Regions from separate parts of the Mus musculus genome. Here region 2 is linked to region 1. A link is a loop called in an ENCODE intact Hi-C map of the cell type or tissue named here. Cell type or tissue: gastrocnemius. All regions are shown on one strand. Links, peaks and the distances in the headings refer to the core of each region. The heading gives the core; the rest is flanking DNA.

What was found. Peaks named below come from ENCODE experiments on the same cell type or tissue, not always from the same donor. Only the 100,000 strongest peaks of a DNase experiment are listed, where the experiment ranks them.
Region 2: it touches region 1 in a loop (5-fold over the local background); 37 of 42 quality-filtered maps call a loop at or near these places.

Annotation. Positions count from the first base shown.
Region 1 is chr11:68,899,872-68,910,511 of GRCm38, reverse strand. It overlaps Rpl26 (ribosomal protein L26), which reads right to left and starts at 8,946. Exons shown (of 4, transcript NM_009080.2): 1 at 8,888-8,946; 2 at 8,070-8,242; 3 at 7,193-7,333; 4 at 5,978-6,147. The coding sequence starts at 8,237. The coding sequence ends at 6,019. It overlaps Gm22608 (a small nuclear RNA gene), which reads right to left and starts at 2,496; the gene lies at 2,390-2,496. In gastrocnemius, for the core only: a CTCF peak has its summit at 5,590 (motif pointing left); DNase peaks (open chromatin) are centred at 5,230, 5,579 and 8,990; H3K4me3 peaks cover 1,872 bases; H3K27ac peaks cover 4,712 bases.
Region 2 is chr11:68,976,752-68,987,391 of GRCm38, reverse strand. Pfas (phosphoribosylformylglycinamidine synthase (FGAR amidotransferase)) reads left to right here. Exons shown (of 28, transcript NM_001159519.1): 28 at 1-1,691. It overlaps Gm32384 (a long non-coding RNA gene), which reads left to right and starts at 3,824. Exons shown (of 4, transcript XR_001780244.1): 1 at 3,824-4,752; 2 at 8,383-8,499; 3 at 8,997-9,101; 4 at 10,351-10,388. In gastrocnemius, for the core only: a CTCF peak has its summit at 4,535 (motif pointing right); DNase peaks (open chromatin) are centred at 4,195 and 4,535.

The DNA.
Region 1 (10,640 bases), core at 1,208-9,207:
AATTTCTGAGTTCGAATTAGGACTATACAGAGAAACCTTGTCTCAAAAACAACAAGAAAGAAAGAAAGAAAGAAAGAAAGAAAGAAAGAAAGAAAGAAAGAAAGAAAGAAAGAAAGAAAGAAAGGGAAAAGGGGAAGGGGAAGGGGAAGGGGAAGAAGGGGAAGGGGAAGGGGAAGGGGAAGGGGAAGAAGGGGAAGGGGAAGGAGAAGGGGAAGGGGAAGGGGTAGGGGAAGGGGAAGGGGAAGGGGAAGGGAAAGGGAAAGGGAAAGGGAAAGGGAAAGGGAAAGGGAAAGGGAAAGGGAAAGGGAAAGGGAAAGGGAAAGGGAAAGGGAAAGGGAAAAGGGAAAAAGGGCCTTTAAAAACAGTTATCATAGCCAGGCAGTGATGGCGCATGCCTTTAATTAATCCCAGCACTTGGGAGGCAGAGGCAGGCTAATTTCTGAGTTCGAGGCCAGCCTGGTCTACATCCTGAGTTCTAGGACAGCCAAGGCTACACAGAGAAACCCTGTCTCAAAAAAAAAAAAAAAAAAAAAAAATCCTAGCACTCAAGAGGCAGATTTTTTGTGAGTTTGAGGCCAACCTGGTCTATAAAGCAAGTTCCAGGACAGCCAGGATTACATAGAGAGAACTTGTCTCAAAACTAACTAACCAACCAACTAATTAGCTAACTAAAATGGGGGGAAGGGTGGTAGTCACCACATCTAACTCAGTTAAGTGAGCAAAGGTGACACTGTCACTAAACAACCAGCTCTTGGTATGTTCTGTGCTGACTAGCTGCTGACCTTTGAGAGCGATAAATACATCGTGCTATCTAGCACTGGTGTGGCTCTTCACAGTTCTTTCAAAAATTTAATAAACATGATTATTACTGTGGGGTTAGGGAGGGGAGTATGCACCACACAGCATATGTGTGGAGGTCAGAGGACAATCTTGCAGTCTGTTCCCTTTTTTCACCTTTTCTTTTCTTTTCTTTTCTTTTCTCTTTCTTTCTTTCTTTTTTTGGGGGGGGGGTGGTTTGGTTTGGTTTCAGGCAAGGTCTCTCTGTGTAGCACTGGCTGTCATGAAACTCACTCTGTAGACTAGACTGGCCTTAAACTCAGAGATCCGCCACCTGCACTCTGCCTCCCAAGTGCTAGGATTAAAGGCATGCGCCACCACTGCCTGGCCCCTCCTTCCACGTGTGAGCGGTTCCTTGGCATTGAGTTTAGACTGTCAGGTTTGCAGCAGGCACCTTTATCTGCTGAGTACTCTTGCCTGCCCTCTTTATAGTACATGAAACATTTTAACACAGGGCCAGGACACTCTGCTGGAAAGTAACACACATCCCTGGCCCCGTGCATAGCAGAAGTTAACTGAAGGGCAAGCTTAGCTCTTTCCACAACATTCCTTAACTCTGGGACAAGAGAGCCCTGTGCAGTTCTCTTAGGAGCTAGAAGGCAGTATTCTCACCCTTGAAGGTCAGCCTGTGACCTAGTAAGTTGCTGTTCATGTGAGCAGGCACGACTGTGGTGCAATGGCACTGAATGCCACCCCAGTGGGCCCAGACAAGACCGAGCAGACTGGCTTTTGCTCTCCTGCCTCCATTGTTTCTTTTCCTGTTGAGAGGTGAGAATTTACCAAGGGTTTGCTAGTCATGAGGAGGAAGTGACCTCTCCCACCCCCTCTCCAAACTTATTACCCTCTCAGAAGCCCCATTGTATCTGTGAGACTTGGAGCGATTATCCTGCCTTTTAAAAAAGAGACCAGACTTGGTTATAGACCAAGACTTTAGTTGAGCCAGAGCTTAAGCCTCGTGTGAGAAAATATGTCACAGGCTCCTTACTCCACCAGTAAAAGCCAAAAATCTTTAGCCCACTTTCCATCTTTTCATAGTCAATTTGAGTTCTATAAAGATTAAACAGGAAAATCTTTATAGTGAACAAAGGGTCCCAGAAAGGTAATGCAACCCTCCCTCCACTTCTGTACACGGGGAGGGAGAGACTCTGACTTCCACTGTAAAACTAGTCTGCAGAGTCTGCTTAGTCGGGTATATGGGAACTACGCCTCTCAAGACAAGCCAGCAGGACCAGGGTTCAAGTCCCGGCACCCACATGACTGCTCACAACCAACTGTTAACAACAGTTCCATGGGATCTTCTGGCCTCCTTGGGCACTCCTGCATGGTACACATATACACATATAGACAAAGCATATTCATAAAATGTCTTAAAAGATTAAAATAAGCCAGGCGTGGTGGCACACGCCTTTATTCCCAGCACTTAGGAGGCAGAGGCAGGCAGATTTCTGAGTTCAAGGCCAGCCTGGTCTACAGAGTGAGTTCCAGGACAGCCACGGCTACAGAGAAACCCTGTCTCAAAAAAAAAAAAAAAAAAAAGATAAAAAAACCAAAAAACCCTATAGACTGCTTCATGATTGTGTGTGTCATCCTTGCAAAGGGGCCACGCTGAACTTTTCTGTGACCTCCCAATGTCACTATATGTGCTCCTGAAGCATGCACTCTTATAGTCTTTTGAAACTTTCAGGTAATTTGAACCCATTTGATCCTCACGCCCACTAAATGCCAGGATTATACGTTCTCACCACCATACCTGGCACAACAGTGCATTTTTTGAAAAGCAAACAAACATAAACACTGAGAGGACAAATGTATTTTCTAGCTGAGAAGAACCTATGGTTGATAAGTGGGTGATCTTGATTCCCCAGACTGAGATGATAACAAACAGTGAAGGCCATTTTGGGTGTGTCGGGGGACACACTTCCCTCTCTGCACTGCCAGCATAAAGAAGTCAAGGAGAGAGAGATGTCCACATCTGCAAAGCTCCCAAAAAAGAAAGTAATGTTGGGACTCACTGTACCCCTCACACAGCCGCTCAGATGGTGGCTATGTCTCTAGGGTTGCCATGCAACCAGGAGGTGGAAGATCAGCTCAAGGGAGGGGTGTAGTAACTGTCCTAGTAATCTGGGCCTCCTGCACCCTGCTTGACTATAACAAAGGACAATGTCTTGGAAGGAGAATGGAATGTGAGCCGCTGGCCAGGGACAGAACAAGATGTTGGACCCTAAAACAAGCTGGGAATGATGTCCTTTCCTGTCCAAAAATAATGCTGCTTCCCTTGATAGTCACAGTGGCTCACCAAAAACATAATGGCCAGGGCTGGACATCTGTAACTTCCGCTCTTAGAGGGTCTGCTAACCTCTTTTGGCCTCTGGGGGCACCAGGTGTGTTTGGTGAACCTATCCACATACAAACATCCCTACACATAAATCTTTTAAAAAGTAACGAACAAAAGTCCCCAACTCTTCATTGAAGGTAAAATCTGCTGGTAGCAGGCAGATCATGAGTTACCCACTATTGGTGGGTTAACATCCCTTTTCCTGTTTGAACTTGTTTCTCATGACACCTCTCTTTGAGGTAGGCAACATCAGGGATTACGGTAGTGTCCCAGAAGGGGCCCGGCATGAAGGATGATCAGAAGAGATTTTAGTTAGTTCTGGGACATGGAGGAAGACAGATGTGGAGGATAAAAGGCTTTTATTTAATAAACTAATCGACTAATTGAATTATTGACACAGGGTTTTTCTGTGTTGCCCTGGTTGTCCTGGAACTCACTCTGTAGACCAGGCTGGCCTCAAACTACTGAGGAATCATCCCTGCCTCCCGAGTGCTGGGATTGAGGCATGTGCCACCACGCCTGGCTTGAGAATCCTTTATTAATCCAGTTCATGGGCCTGAGCAACACCTTCTTCTAGGTCTTGAGAGCCGAACAGTGCATGGGTCCTTTGCCTGGATCACAGTCATCCCGGTTCTGAGCTGTAAGCCACAGTTGGCCCTTCTAAGTTAGAGCAGTGACTTCAAGCCAACTTTTATGTTGTGCTCCAGAAGCCTGTTGTTTCCATGGCAATAGTCACTTCCTGGAATGCACTGACCTGTGCCAAGAATACAACATAATTTTATATTCTTGAGGTGTACACGAGAGGCAGATTTGGGCCAAGATCCAGCCGATTCTGGCCTACATTTGAAATACTTCAAGCAGACCACACAATTCTTCCTGCATGTTACTGTAAGAGCAGTTTCTCTTGATTTAATGAGGTTGGGAGCTGCTGGATGTGGGTACTGTGAACTCAACCCCGGGCCTCTGCAAGTACAATGTGTAGTCTTAACTCCCGAGTCAATTCCCCGGCTTCCAATGTGACTTTTAACTTTTAAAGCTTTTTGCGTTTTTATACGTATATATTTGCCTGCATGCATCTACATTCCCAGAGTCCAGATGTTATCAGGATCCCTAGAAATTGTGCCATCATGAGATGCTGCAAACTGAGCCTGGGCCCTATGAAAGCTTCAACACAAGTTTTTGAGTGCTGAATCATCTCAGTTCCTATGCTCAATTTCTTTGTGGGTGCCGGGGACCTGACTTGAGGTCCAAATGCATACATTACACTTTACTGATAAGAGAACTAGTTCTCAAGCCATGCTCTCTCCTGGTTTTGGCTTTGGCTTTTTCTGACCTGGAATGTCATACCACAGGGCTTTCAGATCAGCCACATCCCCCATGCGCTAAGCAAGTCCAGCTTCCACCTCTCCTTCACTGAACCCGCGTCACTGGCTGGTTGCTCTCTTTCTTCACCTGGATCCCTCCTCACAGCTATGGAGGACAAAGTGCTTAAGGTCTTCAAGTCATGGTCAAAAGGCACAGCCTACAAGAACATGGCAGTGTAGCAGTGCAGCCATGCCTACACTTGACAACTCCTTTCCTGACTTACTAGGGGAAAGCTGTTGGGAGTTTTTTCTTTTGTTTTTTCAAGCCAGGGTTTGTGTATAGCCCTGGAACTCACTCTATAGACTAGGCTGGCCTCAAACTCAGAAATCCACCTGCCTCTGCCTCCCTTAAAGGTGACATTTTCTTATTTTAAAAAAAAAAAAAAAAAAAAAAGGCAATGTAGCCAGGCATGGAGGATCCCAGTTTGTGGCCAGTCTGGCCTACACAGTGAGACCCTATCTCAAATGAGCAAAAAAAAAAAAAATAGTAATAATTAGGCATGGCCTCGTACTCCAGCCTTTCTATTCCACCTGTGCTCACTGTGCTGCCCCAGGGTATGAGGCCTTGGGGATCTGCTGAGGCAACCATCTTACTTGGAGACCCTGCCAGGCTTTGCTGAAACATCAGCCAAGTGCTACAGTGCACGGTTCCTCTGGTTACTGTTAGATACCTAAACCCTCCAACCCGGCAACAGCTGCCAACTGCAGGATACTCCAGACATGGTTCTGTCAGTCCTTTTAGGAAATTATCTTGCTAATATGACCCAGGCTAGCCTCAATACTTCTGCTTCTACCTCAGCTGGAATTTCTGATGTGCCCACTGCTGCCTGCAACTCAGTTATAGCACTGATCCAACATTAGCACAGGGAAATAAAATCTTATCACCAGTAATAAAATTCTCACTGTATTGAAATCTCAGCAGCCAGGTTTTCTCCGGTGAGACAACACATGTTTTTCCAGAGTTGGAGAGCTGGCCAGCTGCTCCTTCAGAGGAACTAAGCTCAAGTCTGGGGACCCAACAATTTAATTCAAGGGGATCTGGTGCCCTCTTCTGGCTTCTGTAGACACTGCAGGGATTTGATATACAGATGCACACACACAGGTACAAATAAATGTCAGGGTTCTCCCAATATTTTAGGCCCTATGAGATGGTACCAGCCTCCAAGACCAAACAACCTGTAAGACTCACAAGGTGGGAGAACTGACTCTTAAGGGTCCTTTCCAGGTACCAGTCGATTAGGAATATTTTCAACTGGCTATTCCTATAAATAAGGGCCATTCCAAGGTTTAAATTCATCATAGCTCCTGATTCCACATAACTTGTCATAGTGCTATCAGACCATCTGAGGGTGGCTGTCCTTTCCAGACCCCAAAGACTGACACAGAAGCAGAGTAAGCCACAGAAAACAAGGTACTTGGAAAACACCACACAAGACAGGACTACTTAAGCAGTCTTTAATGAAAGCCGTGCACGAGATGTCTCTACTCCTGCATCTTCTCGATCGTTTCTTCCTTGTATTTGCCCTTCTCCTTTCCTACTTGTCGGGACTTGGCTTTCCTCTCCAGGATCTTCTTGCGGTCCTTGTCCAGCTTTAGCCTGGTGATAACGACCTGCACAAAAAGAAGCAGCCCTAAGCTTTAAGCAACAACGTAGGCCCAATTACAGGTCCCACTTTCCATTCCCTGAACCCAGGGTAGTAGATACCTAAATGTCTCTTTCTAAAATACAAATGATGATGCAGCTTTGGAGCAGAAGCTCAGAGTTTATCCAGCTAGTCTAATCTTATCACTTGCTGCACTAAGGACCAGAGACCAAGAACTGACCACTGCATTTTCCTTGAAAACTGAGCTAGTGGTGGAAAGCAAAAACCAAACCCAAAAACCACTACAATGTTACATACAGAAAATGTTCTTTCTGTTAAAGGTCCTGAGTTCAACTCCCAGTGACCACACGGTGGCTCACAACCATCTGTGATTGGATCAGATGCTCTCTTCTGGTAGTATCTGAAGAGAGCAACAGTGTACTCATGTACATTAAAAGACACCTTACATGGGGCGTGCATTGTGGCACAGGACTTTAATTTCAGCACCCAGGAGGCTGAGACAGGCAGACCTCTGAGTACCAGAAAAACAAAAACTCAGAGCTCACTAAGGTCATGTGCTGGGCTGGAGAGAGGGCCAACAGACCCACATCTTTGATCTACATGGGTTCCACACACACAGAAGCAACCATGACATGTACTATGTGGTGGGGAAGGGAAAGAAATCATGGTACAATTTTAATACTGATGTTGTCTGTCGGTCTTTTGGGTTTTCTGCAGTTTGAAAATTACATTTTTAGCACTAATTTAAGTCTGAGAACCCCCTTAAGTGGTTGCTGTGCACATTAAACAATCCAATCACAAATTTGGAATAACTGACATGAAAAGTATATATAGGACAGGTATATGTATTATGGGATGTTCTACTTTGGCTTATATAATCAGTTTATGGGATCACAACCTCAGCTCCAGGTTGCTTTTTACTGCCAATACCTTAAGCCCACTTCATAATGGTGTTATCAATGGCCTCACTGATCACAGGGGCCACTTGCAGGTGCCATGTAAACAGCAATCAAGCACCAAAGCTAGTGGTTTCCTCCTTCAAAAACACCCACCTTGCTGGGGTGGATGCCCACATGGACGGTTGTGCCATTAGCCTTCTCTCGCTGGACTCGTTCGATGTAGATGACGTACTTCTTCCTGTACACTTGGACCACCTTGCCAATCTGCTGGCCTTTGTAGTGTCCGCGAACAACCTGAGTGCAAGTGAAAAAAAAACTGAGCAAGGGCTAGAGTGTAACCCAGAGAACCAGAACTGCCGAATCATTCATACACTGTGCACCTCCAGCAGACCCACACGTCCCCTTTTTGGGGTGGGAATGGGGTTACTGGGACTCAAATCCAGGACCTGTATATACAAGGTAAGCACTATGTGAACAGTGAGCTAAATCCCCAACCTTTTCATCTTCACAGACTGGAAACAAACCAGGCCAATCACCTATAGCAAAGAAAGGCTTTCTAAATAACAGACAAATCAAGACTGTTGCCATCCTATAGCTGTTTTCAACCCATGTCGATCCTCCCAAAGAAGTGTTTCATTTTATTAAGTATTCTTAAAAAGTGTTAAGATGTGCCAGTCTCGAAGTGCACACCCTTTATCCTAGGGCTCTATCTTATCTCTTTTCCAGGTCAGCCAAGGGCTACCTACACAAAGAAACCCACCCTGCGTTCTTTTAAAGACTTCCAGAACTTACCAATCACTAGCTATAAATTACAGCTACAGATAATCTCTCCCCAATAGAGCTAATAGAACCCCACACAAAGACATTAGCAAACCGCTGAGGCAGGACCAAAAAGCACACTGCTTTCCAGTTCTTTTGATGCAAAGCAACCCTTTCATACATCAAATGCAGGTTTTCTCACCCCCCCCCGCGCCCCCCAAATAATCGTAAAATTCCATTCAGCTTCGCCTCGCCAAGCAAGGACACATACCTGAACTTCGTCATCCTTCCGAATGGGCATAGACCGAACGTTATACTTCTGTCTCAGCTCTTTGGAAAGAGGGGAAGACATGATCTTCCTCCGAATGTGAGAGGGCGCATTGAAATGCCGTTTGCGGTTCTTGCTTCGGTCAGAAGTCACGAAGGGATTGAACTTCATTTTGGCTTAAAAACAAACAAAAAAAACAAAAACAAAAACCAGAAGACCCTTTAACGTTTCAAGTCTCAACCAGTTCCCTAAACAGCATCAACTCCACTCTGAAAGCACACAACGTTCACTGGAAGGTATCATGCTCGGTTACTCCAGACCTTCCCATCTGAGGGTTTTTTCGTCTTTAAAGACTGAAAACAAGATGAAGACTCTGCCATTAGTAACACCTATCCTACTTTTAAACTTGACTTTCCAACTTCAGCATCCCGGGAGGGTCCTACACAGCGTCGGTCTTTACCTTCTCATTTACCGCTTCTGGTGCTCTGCATTTTGCCCCCCACTTGAGCATGGAAGCAAGGGCGGATCTCCAAGCCCTCCCAACTGGCGAGAGGGCAACCGCACGGCTGACCCGGGGCTTATGATTATTTAACTCCATCTCCATGGGCCCCGCCGGCCTTCGAGTCCACGAACCTGGTCCCCTTAACCCTCTCCAGCCCCGCGGGCCCTGGCTAGGAAAGACACGGACCGAGCCCGCCCCAGTTCGGCTCCCTGGCTGATGCCGGGCCAGCAAGGCCGTCTCGGGGCCTCGGGACAGAAAAGCCTCCTCGCCTCGCCGCGGATGGCTGCGGATTACCAGCGACAACCCGCCGAGAACTCACCGGCTGCGATCCACCGATGGCCGCAAAAGGAAAGAGAACTACACGCGACTTCCGGTTCTGTAAGTTGCCGCGAGATCTCGCGAGAGTCTCGGAGCGAAAGGGGAGAGGAGGTTGGGAGAAAAGAAGAAACTAGGAATGGGAGTTTAGCGACATCTAGCGGCTCGGAGGGGGACTGCGAGGGGTCCTGACGTCATCCCTCGGAGGTGTGCGTGGTAGGCTTAGTCCTCTGGGGAAGGCAGTGCTCCTGGGATGAAGAGGGTTGCTTAGGGACGGTAGGCCGGCGTGAGAGGACCTGGGGGACCTCACCCTTTCATTCCTGGGCTCCGGGCGAAGCGCAAGACCTACTTTTAGGCGCCGAGTGGCTCTGGGACCTTGGCCAGACGGTTACCTCGGTGACTTGACCCATAGGAGTTAGTTCTTATAATTAGCCCCAGCCGGCCGCCCCCACATCTGGGTAGACTACTCTGGGTCCTTCTGCGAAATTGAGACCATCCCTCACCTGGACGGAAATAGGTCTTGGCCCCCTGATGATGCCAAGTTGCCGGTTCAAATCACACTTAAACAAACAGACCCGAGGCCAGATCCCCCGGAGCTCCCGGGGACTGGACCACCAACAAAAGATTACAGGCTCCGGTCACAAACGGGGCAGAGGATGACCTTGTTGGACATTAGTGAGAGGGGCGGCCCTTGGGCCTGAGGGTGTTCCATGCCCCAGTGTAGGGGAATGCCAGGGCGGGAAGACGGGAGTGGGTGGATGGGTGGGGGAGGTAAGGACAGAGGGGATGGGATAGGGGAGTTCCGAAGGGGAGACCTGGAAAGGGGAAAACATTTGAAATGTAAATAAAGAAAATATCCAATTTAAAAAAAAAAAAAAGGAAAAGCCGGCATTGGTGGCGCCTGCCTTTAATCTCAGTACTTGGGAGGCGAGGCAGGCGGATATCTGAGTTCGAGGCCAGCCTGGTCTACAGAGTGAGTTCCAGGACAGCCAAGGCTACACAGAGAAACCCTGTCTCGAAAAACTGAAAACATGAAAAGAGAAAAAGAACGGAAGAAAGAAAGAACGGAAGAAAGAAAGAAAGAAAGAAAGAAAGAGAGAAAGAGAGAAAGAGAGAAAGAGAGAGAGAGAGAGAAAGAAAGAGAGAAAGAGAGAAAGAGAGAGAGAGAGAAAGAAAGAAAGAAAGAAAGAAAGGAAGAAAGAAAAGAAAGAGACACGGGGTGGGGGGACACTCTCATCGCAGACAGGTGTACCCTTTAAAACTATGACCTCAACCCCCTCCTGAGAGTTCTCGGTTCCAGATCTGATGGAGGTAGGTCAAGGGGATCCGATTCTCTGCAAATGGGTTCGGAGGCATCGGTTTCTGTAGATAATATAGCCGTCATGCTAACAGGAGGCACATACTGTCTTAAGATACAGGGAGCTTACGGAACACTAGGCAGGACACACTCTTCTATACCCTTTCACATCACTAACGTCTTTAGGCTGATGCAGGTGTACTGTCCTCAGTTTACAGAGTGGATAACTGAGGTACGGAGCAGTGACAGGAAGGTGCAAAGGGACACAGGACCTATGACTTCTAGAGAAGTTTAGAACCTATGAGGCTGGCTCTCCGGGTCCCCCTAGAAACGATATGACTCGATATCAGAGCTACACAGAGAAATCCTGTCTTGGGAAACTCGATATGACAGTTCCTACAAACTGTCAAGTTGAAGAGCGAGAAATCATACCTTTGAGGGTTCAAAATAGAGTCATCAG
Region 2 (10,640 bases), core at 1,364-9,363, 77 kb before region 1:
CTCAAGGCGCTGACCTGTGCCTATCTCAGATCACATTCCTGATTCTTGCTTCTCTTAATTTAGCAGCCACCTTACAGTAGTTGATACCTTCCTTCTTAGAGCAGAGAGCCCTGGAGCTTGTTTTTTGTTGTTTTGGCTTTTCAAGACAGGGTTGGGTTTTTGTTTTTGTTTTTGTTTTTTGGGTTTTTTTGTTTTGTTTTGTTTTTATGTGTGTATAGCCCTGGCTGTCCTGGAACTTATGTTGTAGACCGGCTGGCCTCGCACTCAGAGATCCATCTGAGTGCTGGGGTTAAGGCATGTGCGACTACTGCCTGGCCATTCATTTTTCTTCTTGTTGCTTGATCAGTAGTGGTGCCTGACATTGGTACTGACCTAATGGAGTTTGTAGTCTTTTTTTTTTTTTTTTTTTTTTTTTTTTGGTTTGGTTTGGTTTCAGGCAAGGTCTCTCTGTGTAGCCCTGGCTGTCCTGGAACTCACTTTGTAGACCAGGCTGGCCTCGAACTCAGAAATCCACCTGCCTCTGCCTCCCGAGTGCTGGGATTAAAGGCATGCGCCACCACGCCCGGCTTGTTTGTAGTCTTAATAGGATTGAAATAATAATAGCTCCTTAGCTTGTACTGCCAACCTAAATAGGTGCTGGGTAACTTATGTGTCTATCATAAAGATTAAGGTATTTGAGAGGTGTTTCCCAGTTAACAAAGCAAAGTTTAGTGATAAACTGTCTATGATTGGTTCCAACTTAAAATGAACAGCAAGGCGCCCTACCCACCCAGCTACATCTGCCTGTGAAGATCCTGCAGTCACAGATCACGTCTTGGTAGTAGCTGTTGTACCGACAGCCACCTTCATCATCCGTTGCTTCCTACTTACTTGTACGGTAGACTCGGGTAGCCCCCTAAGAAGCTCGATGTCATGATTAAAGGAGTTTCCTTATAAAAACAGACTAGCATGTTGGATTTCTAAATATTTCAGGGTTTGGGGGAATGCAGAACACTTGTGCTTCTGCAGAAGTAGCACCCCAAGAAGGTACTAATGGTGAATAGGTGTTAAGCTGCAGGTTGTATGTCCATCTGAGTATTAGAACACTTGCCTAGTATCTGTGTTTCCTGAGTTTGATTCCCGTCCAGCACCACCAAAGGAAGATATTTGGAGATGGGAAGTCAGATCTTTCTCCGTTTTGCATTGCAAAGTAACTTTTCCTAACTAGAGTGATTCTAAGGATTTTGTTTGTATTTTCGAGACCCATATGATGTTCTGGCTGGCTTTGAACTCATAGCTGAGAGTAATCTTGAAATCCTGGTCTTCTACCAAGTGCTGTGTTCTGACCTAAGTACCATTTTGGACATGTGAACATTCCCTTTGATGCTGTGGAAGAATATATATTTTGCTTATGGTGGTACATGCCTTTTATCCCAACACTTAGGAGATAGGGGCAGGTGGATCTTTGTAAGTTCAAGGCCAGCCTAGTGAGTTCCAGGCTAGTCAGGACACTGTCTCAAATTTATATATTTAAAGTATTTATGAAAGTATTTTTGTAAGCCTGAGTAGGCAAGATGGCTTAGTGCAGAAGTTTTCAACCTTCCTAATGCTGTAACCCTGTAATACAGTTCCTCATGTTATTGTGGGCACAACCATAAAGTTTTGGTTGCTATTTTATAACTGTAGTTTTGCTGCTATTAAAAATCATAATGTAAATGTCTGTTTTCCGATGGCCTTAGACCCCAAGAGGATCGTGACCCACAGGTTGAGAACCGCTGGCTTAGTGGGTGGGGGTATTTGCTATCAAGCTTAATGCTTTGAGTTCAGCCCCTGGAACTCACGTGGTGACAGGGAAGAACCAACTCTGCAGTTGTGATGGCTTACTTGATGCGCCATGGCACATGCGCACAAGCACACACACCTGTTAGCACACATGTAGACAGGTGTGTGGTACTTGATGCGCCATGGCACATGTGCACAAGCACACACCTGTTAGCACACATGTAGACAGGTGTGGTGGTACTTGATGCGCCATGGCACATGCGCACAAGCACACACACCTGTTAGCACACATGTAGACAGGTGTGTGGTACTTGATGCGCCATGGCACATGCGCACAAGCACACACACCTGTTAGCACACATGTAGACAGGTGTGTGGTACATTCCTTTAGTCATATAAACCACTCAGTGATACTTTAGTCTTCGTTAATGGAAAATTTCCAATAAATGGAAAAAGATGCCAAGTGGTCCAATGGAAGTGTGTTGTGCGTGCAAGGGCCGATGAGTCATTCCTGGTCTTGCGTTCACCTTTTAAGACTTACTTTACACTTGTGTGGTTTGCCTGTATTTGTGTGTGCCTGGTATCAGAAGAGGCCTTCAGATCCCCTAGATCTGGAGTTATCAATGGTTGCAGAATTGAAACCAGGTCCTCTGAAAGAACAAGTGCTCTCAACAGCCGAGCCATCTCTCCAGATTTACACCTGAATCTTTAAACACCCTTTACAATAGCATCTAAACCTCTTAAGCAAGTCCTGTCCTCGTTTCACCTCTAACAGATTTTTAAACAAATCCTTGGTTATATACAAGGCTGTCACAGCAGCACAGAGACCTCGGCCCAAATCACCATTGTGATCCCACCTTAAAGTGAATTCCAGGACAGCCAGGGTTACACAGAGAAACCCTGTCTCAGAAAAACCAAAACCAAACAAAAACCCAATGCTTTAATCAAAGATATGTCTCCCAAGCAGTGTAAACTCCACAGTCCCAGGAACTCTGTCCTAACAGTGTCAGTAAGTCTATGTGGAATAAATAAGTAGATATAAAAGTTGATTTATTTTTCCCAGGTACCTTCTCTGTGTAGCCCTGGCTGTCCTATAGTTGCTCTGTAGATAAAAGGTGTGTGCCGCCACCACCCAGCTCGCATAGATTTTTGTTGTTTTGTTTTTTTAAGTATTTGTCCTTGGGGCTGGAGAGATTGTTGCAGGAAATATCTTTTAAAAAAAAAAAAAAAAAAAAAAAAAAAGAACGTCACATTCCTGTGCTTGTGCCTTTGGGGTCTGGCCAGCTATGCACTGGCAAGCAATGGCCAACCTGTTTTTAATCTCATGGAGACTCTTGACCCAGAACTCCACAATCTCTCCACCCAGCTTGTTAGGTTCTCACTGGTGGGTCACTACCACACCAAGCCCATGCTTCAAATCCCCTACAGCCTTTGTGGTGCACATCTGGCAAACCCACTCCTTGCTGCCGTACCTTTCTCTCTTGAACCCAGATGAGCTAGCTGAGTGAAGGAAAACACAAAACAAACTTAGTTCAGAAACAATGGTAACTCAGTCTCTGGGCACAACAACTAAAACCTAATCTTGTAAGCTTTATTAAAATGTGATTCCTCCAGCGGTGAATCCTTGAGGATCCACCATGGTACTGGGAAACTCTAGCAGGTACATCTTACTTATGTAAGATGCCTTGTGCTGTCCCCAGTCGAAAAATGGTTATAAGTACTGGCTGCTCTTGCAGAGGATCTGGGTTCAATTCCCAGTAATTCCCAGCATCCACATGGCAGCTTACACTGTTACTTCAGTTCTAGAGGATCTGACACCCCCACACAGACAGACAGACATGCAAACAAAACAATGTACTTTAAGTAAACGAAGAGGTAGCAATATGAGATAAACCATGTAACCATTTAAAGATTCATCTATTTATGTAAATGAGTGTTCTATCTGTAAATACATCTGCATGCCAGAAGAGGACATCAGATCCCATTGCAGATGGTTGTGAGCCACCATGTGGTTGCTGGGCATTGAACTCAAGACCTCTGGAAGAGCAGTCAGTGCTCTTAACCTCTGAGCCATTGAGCCATCTCTCTAGACACACATGTGGATTTTTCTTTTCTTTTTTAAAGATTTTTCCTTAATAGAAAGTGGTGTCAGTGGACTGGGTTTGTAGGTAGATTGCTCTGCAGTTCTCCTTTCTCTTTGGTTGGTTTGTCCAGTCATTCTGTGTCATCAGGCCAATGAAGGACACTAACTTGACATTAGTTTCTCATCGTTTCTCCCTTTGTATCTCTCCTCTCCCTTCTCTAACTTGTCTCTCTTCAGTTTTATAGGAGGATAGATATATCACAAAATTAGGCACATTACTGTCACTTTCTGTCTGTGACCTGGTGATTGCAAGGATGGCAGGCAGCCAGCAGGAGGCTTGTGGACAAGAGGGCCAAGTGGGGACTACCAGATGAGAGTTGCTTTCTCTAGGAACACCCCAACCACCAGGTACCCTCTGCTCTCTAGCATCACTCTGTGCTTCACTACAGACTGTCACGGGGCTCAATAGATCTCTCTCTCTCTCCCTCCCTCTCCTACACACACACACCATCACCACCACCACCACAAACAAAAGACATGCCCATACAAGGATGTGGGTACTAGGCAGCAGTGAGCCTGTGGACTGAAGATGTTGCCTCCAGGAGCTGTGCCAGGGTCTAACTGTTGTCTCATAGCTGATGTTCTTGAGACCCTGTGGTGTTAAACAAGCAAGTCTATGGTTGGCCACTCGGGGGCAGCAAACAGCCAGAGGTGAAGCTAAGGAATTGCTGGCTAGACCTAGGCATTTCTAGGGCTTAATCCAGGTAAACTGGTCTTTAGGATTGCCTTTGGCACAGGGTCACCCAGCACAAACAGACATGAGTAACAACATCTGTCCGTTTGGCTTCAGGAGCAGGAAGGGTGGCACAGAGGGCTGTCTGTGAAGCTGGCTGGGGCCTGTCTACCAGGTAAGGGTTGTGAAGAACCTTGGCTTTGTGGCACACTGGCAGGAAGCTGAACCAGGACAAGTGATTTCTTTCTTTGACTTTAAAATGCTCTCAACAGCACAGGGTTCTGGAGGAAAGAACACAACAGTTTGCCTGTATAGAGCGCTGAAGAGGTGTGGCAGCACTATAGGAAAACAATATTTTCAGAGGCTGGACAGGGTATGCTAACTAAGGAACCAAATGGTTGAAAATGAGTCTGTCTGGGCCAGGAAGAGCCAACTAGAAACAAACCCAGAAACACCTAGCAGAACATGTTAAGGAATCAGGACAAGATCCAAAAACAGTGGGAAAGCAGTTGAAGAGGTGGATGTAGCGATGCAGGGATGAACAGATCTGTGATTTGGCTGTTTTGAGATAGGTGCTTGTGTAATGTACACTACACTGGCTGTAAACTCACTGTATAGCTGAGAGTGGCCTTGAACTCCCAGTCCTCCATCCCTCACCTCCAGAGGGAGGGCCGAGGTTACAGGAGTGCACGACCACAGCTGGCTTTGTATGATGCTCAGAATCGAGCCTTGGACTGCATGCATGCTAGACAAGCTACTGTACTGAGTTTTACTCTCAGCCAAACTTGTGACCTAGAGATTATAGTAGCTGCAGAGAAGGAAAGAGGATGGGAGGTGGAGAGAGTCCAGTGTGGAAGCTATATACTGACCACATAGCAATCGTGTTGGCCTGGAAGAGTAGTAGGCCTTAGGGATGGAGAGAAATGGGAGGCCAGGAGGTGGTGGTGCATGCCTTTAATCCCAGCACTATACAAAGAAACCCTGTCACGAAAAACCAGAAAGAAAGAGAGAGAGAGAGAGAGAGAGAGAGAGAGAGAGAGAGAGAGAGAGAGAAAGAAAGAAAGAAAGAAAGAAAGATAAAGAAAGCAAGCTGGGCGAAGTGGCACCCACCTTTAATCCCAGCACTTGGGAGGCAGACGCAGGCAGATTTCTGAGTTTGAGGCCAGCCTGGTCTACAATGTGAGTTCCAGGACAGCCAGGGCTGCAAAGAGAAACCCTGTCTCAAAAAAAAAAAAAAAAGAAAGAAAGAAAGAAAGAAAGAAAGAAAGAAAGAAAGAAAGAAAGAGAGAGAGAGAAATGGCAGGATTTGAGAACCAATGGAAATAACCAGAAAGTGGATATGGTGTGTGTGTGGGAGGGGGTGTGGAGAAAGTGTGAAGAGGGCATAAGGAAAAAGATGGTAGAGAAGAAAGCCAGCCAGTAATGAAGCCCAGAGCCCTGGCCTGCCCCCTGGATCACTGGTATACAAAGCTTTTACTATTGGCACATTTGGAAGCTAAGTTTATGCTTTGCTTTGCAATTATTGAGTTTGAGGGGTCAATGGGACATACTGATAGAAGTATGTTAGAGGGGATATCCAGGAGGCAGTTAGAAGAGAATGAGGCACTGGGATGTGGGTGGATAAGGAAGTTTATCTATGGGCAATGTGCAGGTCTGAGAGCTCAGACCGGCTACCACTGTCAGGTCTAACCGGTAGAGTAGGTTTGTATTGCCCAAGTACCCTAAGATGTCCTGGAAGGTATCCAGGGAGACAGAAGAAAGTGTCCTCTTCCCCCCTCGCCACTGAGTCCTACTAGCTCAGCTGGCCAAATCTTTGCCCAGAGGCAAAGTCCTCTCTTTGCCACTACAGTATGGTAGACCCTCCCCACTCTCTCAACACCTCACCTATGGGAACTTACAAGGATTTGGCTGAGAAAATAGGTGAGAAAATTCGGCTGTGTGTAGCTTTATAGACTGGATCCTGTGGGTTTCCATAAGGGATACCACCTAAGGGGTTCCCCAAAGGACAGGTACAGCCACTGGCCAGAGAGCAAGGATTCTGGCCTGGGTGGTGGGCCAAGGAACCTCCTAGTGCCCTTGTCACTGTGGGTCTTTCCTATTGAGGTCCATGGGATTGAGAAAAGTTGTGACCATCCTCAGACCCAGCAGGCCACCAGGTTAGAATCTGATACCCCACACCCTATCATCCATTAGCTTGTCTGAATCTTGTCCTCTTTCCACCTCTGAAGACAAGTCTCAAGAAGGGTTTCCAGATTTGGGGGGTGGGGGGGATATATATAACTTGCTTTGGGGAGAGTGGGGATATGAGCTGGCTCCAGACCCAGGTTCCTCATGGCAAAAGTTATAGAGCAGTAGCCATGGAATAGTTGTCTCTGAATCCTTTTTTTTTTTTTGGGGGGGGGGGGTTGAGACAGGGTTTCTCTGTGTAGCCCTGGCTGTCCTGGAACTCACTGTGTAGACCAGGCTGGCCTCGAACTCAGAAATCTGCCTGCCTCTGCCTCCCGAGTGCTGGGATTAAAGGCTTGCGCTACCACGCCCAGCTTTTTTTTTTTCTTCTTTTTTTAAGATTTATTTATATATGAGAACACTGTTGCTGTTTTCAGACACACCAGAAGAGGGCATCAGATCCCATTACAGATGGTTGTGAGCCACCATGTGGTTGCTGGGAATTGAACTCAGGACCTCTGGAAGAGTAAGTCAGTGCTCTTAACCACTGAGCCATCTCTCCAGGCCCTCTCTGAGTTCTTGGTGCTGGGGTTTAAATAGGCTTGTCACAGGGCTACTCATAACAAAGCATAGGCTGCAATGCTACGAGGTAGAACTCGTGATAGGGGTTTGGGTCCTGGAGCTAAGGCCCACAAGAATAAGTAAAAGGTTTTCATCATTTCTCCCTGGTAGTGTATGAAGGAGCAGGGTTCACACTGTAGCCAGCTTGAAACTTACTATGTAGCCTAGGATGGTCTCAAACTTGAGGTGATCCTGATTCAACCTCCAGAGAGCTGGAAATGCAGGCCTTAACTAGCCACACCTGCATAAAAAAATATCAGCTATGATGTTTACCTAGTGCTCTGAGGAAATGAAAATAAAATGATCTGAATAGGTCTCTGCCAGGGAAAATGCCCCACTTCCTTTTAGGGTGGCTTTGAAGGCAATGTAAACAGAGTGGGAAAGAAAAGGTCTGCTCCATCTGCCTTCTTTCTCCTTATCATTTCCGCACCACCACCGCCCAGCTCTGCCTAGTGGTAAGGGCTGCACATAAGGGCCTTTTCTGCTACGCTGTACCCTCATCCCTGCCAGCACCCCATGGCTTTGCACTCACTCACTATGCAGCCAAGGGTGGCTGTGAACTTCTTTTTTTAAACGTTTCTTTTCATGGAGCTGAAGAGATGACTCAGACCCTAAGAGCTCTTGTAGAGGACCACAGTTTGGTTCCCAGAACCTACATGGCAGCTCGTGACCATCTGTGATTCTAGCTCCAAGGGATCTAGTGTCCTCACCTGGCTTCCTGAAGCACCAGGCACACACATAAGGCATACATACAGATAGGCAGGTACATGTGACTACACACAGATAAGAATGTTTTTAAACTAAAGATTTATCTTGATTATATTTTCTTTTGGCTTTATATACCTGGGGGTTGATAAGAATGGCTCCCCAGGGTACCCTGTATTTGAATACTTGGTTTCTAGTAGTTGCTGGGAAGGATTAGGAAGTGTGGCCTTGTTGGAAGAAATATGTCACTGGGGGCCTGCTTTCAAGTCTCAAAAAACTCTGGCCATTTCTAATTAGCTTTCTTTGTCTCCAGCTTTTGGCTCGAGTTTTCTCAGCTCTGGCTCCAGCCACCAGCCTGCTACTTCTGAACCTTCATCGTGAACTCTAACCTTTGAAGTCCTAAGCCCAAAAACCTCTTCTGTAAGTCTTGGTAAGTGTTTTATCTCAGCCATAGAAAAGTAACTAATATGACTGTGTTCTGTTGTTTTGAGACAATCTTGCTACACAGCCTTGGCTAGCCTGGAACTCACTCTGTAGACCAGGCTGGTCTCAAACTGGAGGAGATCCACTTGCCTCTGCCTCCTGAACTCTAGAATTAAAAGGCATACACCACCTGGCTCCCTAGTTTATTTTTTAGTTACGTGTCTGTGTGTGTCTGTGTGATACACATGTGGGTACAGATGTCACAGAATCACACTTAGGTCTTCTGCAAGAGCAGTTGGCTCCACATTCAGAAGCACTGAGCCATCTCTCCAGCTTCCTGTCCTCCCTACTGTGTTTCTCAAGAGCCACCATGGCTGGTTTACTCTGTGGTGGTACCATTCTCTCTATAGCCCGAGCTGGCCTGAAGATCCTCCTGCCTCAGCCTCCTGAGTGTTGGAATAACAGAAGTGAGCTTCCAAGCCTGATTAAACTTTTTTTTTTCAGGTTTGAAGTACGCTTTATTAAATATTAAATGCTGACCAAGAGATCAGCTTCGGTCAGGACCACTCCCTGGGGCTTCCAGCTGCATGGCCAAAGCTCTGGATTTTGGTGAGTGTGCTTAAGCACTTTATTCTACTTTAGTGTGGTTCTAGCACTTTCAGAAGCCTGAGGGAAGGCCATCTGGGATAGTCTGAGTAAGATCTTGTCCCAAAACCAAATAAGCAAATGAATAATATATCATATATTGGGGGTGTGTGTGGAATAAATGGCTTAGCCATTGAGAGCCCTGGCTGCTCTTCCAAAGGACCTAGTTCAATTCCCAGCACCCACAAGGCAGCTCAGACCTGTAATTCCGGTTCCAGGGTGTCCATGGCACTAGGAATGCACATGGTGCACATATAGATGCACACACAAAATACTCATTCATAAAATACAATAGCCGGGGGGCTGGTGAGATGGCTCAGTGGGTAAGAGCACCCGACTACTCTTCCTAAAGGTCCAGAGTTCAAATCCCAGCAACCACATGGTGGCTCACAACCATCCATAACGAGATCTGACTCCCTCTTCTGGAGTGTCTGAAGACAGCTACAGTGTACTTACATATAATAAATAAATAAATCTTAAAAAAAAAAACTTTATTAAAAAAAAAAAATACAATAGCCGGGCGGTGGTGGCACATGCCTTTAATCCCAGTACTTGGGAGGCAGAGGCAGGCAGATTTCTGAGTTCGAGGCCAGCCTGGTCTACAAAGTGAGTGCCAGGACAGCCAGGGCTACACAGAGAAACCCTGTCTCGAAAAAAAACCAAAAAATAAATAAATAAAATAAAGCCTTTTCCTGTTTTATTTTTTTGAGACAGGGGTTCTATATGTACCCCTGACTATCCTGGAACTCACCACCTGGTCTTGAACTCAGAGATCCACCTGCCTCTGCCTTCTGAGTTCTGGGATTAAAGGTGTATACGATTATGCCTAGCAAAATAAATATATCCTTTAAAAGGATAATAATATACTTTTATTTTTAGTGAGGCATGGTAGCATGCCTGAAATTCTAGCACTTGGGAGGCTGAGGTACTACTACAAATTCAAATTCAAGGCCAGATTGGACCACATAGTAAGACCCAGTCTCAAACAGAACCAGGAGGCCGAGGGATGGCTTACCGATGGCAATCAATGATGTTGCAGAAGACCCGGTTCAACAGCATCCCACATGGTGGTCTGTGCCTCTGGTTTGAGAGGTTCTGATTCCCTCTGGGAATACATACAGGCCATACATACAGTTTGGTACTTGTAAATAAAAGCCTCATACACATCAAGTAAAATTTAGGAAAGATAACTGAATACTTGTTGCTTTTACAGAGGATTCAGGTTTGGTTCCCAGAACCTCCATGATGGTTCACAACCATCCCTAACTCCAGTTCCAATGGAATCCAACACCCTCTTCTGAACCCCGTAAGTAACACACACACACACACACACACACACACACACACATACACACACACACACACACACACACACACACACACGCAGGCACACACGCAGGCACGCACACAGAGTGCACATACATTCAAGGACAAACATCTCTATGTTTAGAGCCAGCCTGATCTACATATCAAGTTTCAGGCCATCCAAGACTCCATAATAAC